Regions from separate parts of the Homo sapiens genome. Here region 2 is linked to region 1. Evidence: read pairs that join two places in POLR2A ChIA-PET (ENCODE). Cell type or tissue: IMR-90. All regions are shown on one strand.

The links. Peaks named below come from ENCODE experiments on the same cell type or tissue, not always from the same donor. Only the 100,000 strongest peaks of a DNase experiment are listed, where the experiment ranks them.
Region 2: POLR2A ChIA-PET joins it to region 1 with 5 read pairs; 3 of 35 experiments call an interaction of 5 or more read pairs at or near these places.

Annotation. Positions count from the first base shown.
Region 1 is chr9:129,741,976-129,744,475 of GRCh38, reverse strand. The region is part of intron 2 of PTGES (prostaglandin E synthase); the gene reads left to right. Among named protein-coding and RNA genes, the nearest start is that of PTGES, 9.8 kb to the left of the region's middle. RefSeq lists an enhancer at 1,279-1,779. In IMR-90, no CTCF peak of the experiment used is centred here; no DNase peak of the experiment used is centred here.
Region 2 is chr9:129,573,906-129,576,405 of GRCh38, reverse strand. It overlaps LOC105376292 (a long non-coding RNA gene), which reads right to left and starts at 999. Exons shown (of 5, transcript NR_188669.1): 1 at 808-999. In IMR-90, no CTCF peak of the experiment used is centred here; a DNase peak (open chromatin) is centred at 1,275; H3K4me3 peaks cover 364 bases; H3K27ac peaks cover 1,530 bases.

The DNA.
Region 1 (2,500 bases):
AGCCTCCTGAGTAGCTGGGACCACAGACACGTGCCACCATGCCTGGCTAATTTTTAAATTTTTATTGTTGTAGAGACGGGATCTTGCTATGTTGCTCAGGCTGATTCCAGCACCCAAGTGATCCTCCCACTTCAGCCTGAGATCACAGGTGTGTGCCACCACACCCAGCCCCATAACGTGCTTTTGATTCATTTGGCCGGAGCATCTGAGGGCAGTCAGAAAGTCTGGCAAAGCCAAGAGGGTGAAGTGAGCTTTAGCGATGGTGTCCAGGACAGGGCTGGTGATGGCGATGGAGGAGATGGCGGCTTGCTTAAAATCTCCCTACTCAGTCAAGCACAGTGGCTCACATCTGTAATCCCTGCACTTTGGGAGGCTGAGGCGGGTAGATCACCTGAGCTTAGGAGTTTGAGACGAGCCTGGCCAACATGGCAAAACCCTGTCTCTACTAAAAATACAAAAATTAACCAGGCGTGGTGGGGCTCGCCTGTAGTCTCAGCTACTCAGGAGGCTGAAGCACGAAAATCACTTGAACCCAGGAGGTGGAGGTTGCAGTGAGCCGAGATCACGCCACTGCACTCCAGCCTGGGGCACAGAGCGAGACTCTGTCTCAAAAAAAAGATCTTCCTACTCAGTGTCCAGGAGTGTTGTAAGCACTTTCCAGGAATTCACTCACTTGGCACTCTGAGGAGGGGCCTGGCACTCTCGGCTCTGCTCCTGAGGCTGTCCCTCTATGGGAAGGCGATTTCACTGTCTTGTATACCTGCCTTTGAAACGAAGCAGGCACTGCATTGCGTCAACCCTGATACAAAGTCAAGGAAATTGGCCCCACCGTGGATGCCAGCAGGGCTGGGGGAGAGAAGAGGAGACCCTGTGGAGCGGCCAGCAGCTGTCCCTGTCCTGGCCATCTGGGGATCACTGTCCTCACCGCTGTCACCTATGCAGGAAAATGCAGCTGGTGTGGAAAAGTCTGTGGAGGGTGAAGGCAGGCCTGATGCTGCAGGAGGCAATACAAGTCCAGTCTAGTAGGAATTTGCTTTGGGTGGCTTTTACCTTAAAAAAATGGTTATTATTTGAATGATGCATTTCACCCGAGCACGTCTGTGGTACGTGCCTGCCTCCATGTCTCTCGGTTTGGAGCCTGGAGGTGGGAGGAGGGAGGTGAGCTTTCTTCCATCATTCCTTGGTGTCTCCATTGCTCCCTGTCCCTGGCCACTGCGGCCTCGGAGGGGCCCCTCTGCGGTTTGAGACAGACCAGACGAGTGAGGGAGGGCTGGGCCAGCCCCAGGGGCTGACAGTCAGAGCTCCTGACCACCTCTCCTCCCACGCTGGTGACCGCTGAATTGCTGCCCAATGGCTGGAAATAGAAGGTGGGGCTCAGTCCCCGCTTTTTCTGCAAGGCCTGCTCCTCCCCAGCCTGCAGACATGCCAGGCAGAGCAGGATCCACGTCTGCCATGAACTTCCCGTCTTGTTCCTCCTTCCCACCCTGTGTTCCCCAACTTCTTTCCTTCACCCACTCTTCAGGGTTTGGCTATGTTTGTGAACTATCTGTACTATGATTCTCTTAACAGCTTTCCAAACATTGACTTACTCTTTTTTTTTTTTTGAGACGGAGTCTCACTCTGTTGCCCAGGCTGGAGTGCAGTGGCGCGATGTTGGCTCACTGCAACCTCTGTCTCCCGGGTTCAAGAGATTCCCCTGCCTCAGCCTCCCGAGTAGCTGGGACTACAGGCGCCTGCCACCACGCCTGACTGATTTTTGTATTTTTAGTAGAGATGGGGTTTCACCATATCAGCCAGGATGGTCTCGATCTCCTGACCTCGTGATCCGCCCGCCTCAGCCTCCCAAAGGACTTACTCTTAAAATATCAACACATACTTTAAGGAATAGCTGAGTGAACGAGTTGCATATGCTGGTTGTGCTTTTCCTGAAACTTTCAAATAAACATTACAAAACTCCTCATCCAGGTGGCACTCCCTTGTGAATCACTTGTGACAGGCAGACCTCATTTTGGGACATAATCAAAAATGGGTTTTCCAAGGGTGTCCCTCTAATCAGCCTGTAGGGGGATGTGGGTACCCACAGCTCAATTGCCAGAGGACGGAGTGATTTTTGTTTTGTTTTATGTTTTTTTTTTTTTTTTTTTTTTGAGACAGAGTCTCACTCACTCTGTCGCCCAGGCTGGAGTGAAGTGACACGATCTTGGCTCACTGCAACCTCCACCTCCCAGGTTTAAGTGATTCCCTGCCTCAGCCTCCTGAGTAGCTGGGAACTACAAGCACACACCACCATGTACAGCTAATTTTTTTTTTTTGTACTTTTAGTAGAGATGGGATTTTGCCATGTTGGCCAGGTAGGTCTCAAACTCCTGTCCTCAAGTGATCCACCAGCCTCAGCCTCCCAAAATGCTGGGATTACAGGCATGAGCCACTGCACCCGGCCAAGGATGGAGTGATTTTGGAGGAACACCTATTGCCTTTCCTCATCAGTCCTGGTAAGGGA
Region 2 (2,500 bases), 170 kb after region 1:
GGAGTGTGTGTGAGGAGTGCGTGTGTGAGGAGTGTGTGTGTGGAGTGCGTGTGTGTGAGGAGTGTGAGGAGTGCATGTGTGAGGAGTGCGTGTGTGAGGAGTGCATGTGTGTGAGTGTGTGTGTGAGGAGTGTGTGTGAGGAGTGTGTGTGTGAGGAGTGCGTGTGTGAGGAGTGCGTGTGTGTGAGGAGTGTGTGTGTGAGGAGTGTGTGAGGAGTGTGTGCGTGTGTGTGAGTGCATGTGAGGTGTGTGCGAGGAGTGCGTGTGTAAGGAGTGTGTGAGGGTGTGAGGAGTGAGTGTGAGAGTGACTGAGTTTGCAAGTGTGTGTGTGTGAGTTTGCAAGTGTGTTTGTGAGTTTGCAAGTGTGTGTGTGTGCGTGTGTGTGTGTGTGTACACGTGTGCAGCTGGCAGAAGAGCCTTCAGTGGAGGGCCGGGAGGAAAGGAGCTGGAGAAAGGCTGCTCCCCCGCAATGCTGAAGCCAGCAGCTCAGAGGCAGGGACTCAGAGGCAGGGACTCAGAGGCAGGGACGTGGAGCTGCCTCCAACAAGGTGAAGGAAGGAGGCGGGTGGCTGGAGGGAGAAGCCACCAAACGCAGGGGAGGAGACTGGGAGAATTCTGGACCTGAGGGTCTGAAGACCAGCTTGGCCCTCTGGCAGCCCCATCGCCAAGGACTTGAGCCCTGCTGCCCAAAGACTCGGGTTTGAATACGGGCTCTGCCTCTTACTAGCTGTGGGACTCTGGGTGAATCCTTTGCCTCTCAGAGCCTGGGTTTCTTGGCTTGTAAAATGGAGATGATAAGAGAACATACCTGTGGATTCGTTTCCTGGGGCTATCGGAGCAAGGTGCCATGGACAGGGTGCCCTAAACAACAGACACTTATTTGCTCACAGTTCTGGTGGCCAGAGCTTGAGATCAAAGTGTCAGCAGAGCTGGTTTCTCCTGCAGCCTCTCTCCTTGGCTTGCAGATGTCACATTCTCCCTGCGTCTTCACATGGCATATGTCTGTGTCCTAATTTCCTCTTCTTATAAGGACATCAGCTATGTCGGACTGGGGTGCACCCTGATGACCTCATTTTAACTTAATCACCTCTTTTAAACCCTTACTTAGTCTGGGATGCTAAAACAAAACATCACAGACTGGGCGGCTTAAAAACAACAAATTTATTGCTCACAGTTCTGGAGGCTGGGAAGTCCGAGATCAAGGTGCCAGCAGATTGGTGCCTGATGAGGACTGTTTTGCTTCCTGGTTCATAGATGGTGCCTTCTTGCTGTGTCCTTACGTGGTGGACTGAGTAAGCAAGCTCCCTGGAGCCTCTTTTTATTTATTTTTTTGAGACGGAGTCTTACTCTGTCACCAGGCTGGAGTGCAGTGGCGCAATCTTTGCTCACCGCAACCTCCGACTCCCTGGCTCAAGCAATTCTCCTGCCTCAGCCTCCCGAATAGCTGGGATTACAGGCATGCGCCACCACGCCCAACTCATTTTTGTATTTTTAGTAGAGACAGAGTTTCACCAAGTTGGCCAGGATAGTCTCGATCTCCTGACCTCATGATGTGCCCGCCTCAGGCTCCCAAAGTGCTGGGATTACAGGCGTGAGCCACCGCACCTGGCCCCTGGAGCCTCTTTAATAAGGGCATTGATATGGTTGGGATATTTGTCCCACCAAAATCTCATGTTGAAATGTAATCCCTGGCCAGGCACGGTGGCTCACGCCTGTAATCCCAGCAGTTTGGGAGGCCGAGGTGGGTAGATCGCGTGAAGTCAGGAGTTCAAGACAAGCCTGGCCAACATGGTAAAACCACCTCTCTACTAAAAATACAAAAAATTAGCCAGGCATAGTGGCAGACGCCAGTAATCCCAGCTACTTGGGGGGCTGAGGCAGGAGAATCGCTTGAACCCAGGAGGTGGAGGTTTCAGTGAGCTGAGATCACGCCACTGCACTCCAGCCTGGGCAACAAGAGTGAAACTCCATCTCAAAAAAAAAAAAAAATGTAATCCCCAAAGTTGGAGATGGGGCCTGGTGGGAGGTGTTTGCTTGGCAGTGGATACCTCATGGCTTGGTGTTGTCTTCCTGACAGTGGTGGGTTCTCATGGGAGCTGGTTGTTTAAAAGTGTGTGGTACCTCCCCCTCAACTCTCTCTTCCTCCCGCTCTGGCCACGTGAGACACCTGTTCCCCCTTCACCTTCTGTCATGATTGGAAGCTTCCTGAGGCCTCCCCAGAAGCTGAGCAGATGCCAGCACCATGCTTCCTGTACAGCCTGCAGACCCATGAGCCAATCAAACTTTTCTTTATAAATTAGCTGGTCTCAGGTGTTTCTTGACAGAAATTCGAAGACGGACTGATACAGGCATTAATCTTATTCGTAAGGGCAGAGCTCTCACCTCCCAAAAGCCACCACCTCATAATATCATCACACTGGAAATTAGGTTTCAACCTGAATTTTGGTGGGATGCAAACATTCAGACCATAGTACCCTGTCCCCAAATACAGACACATTCTG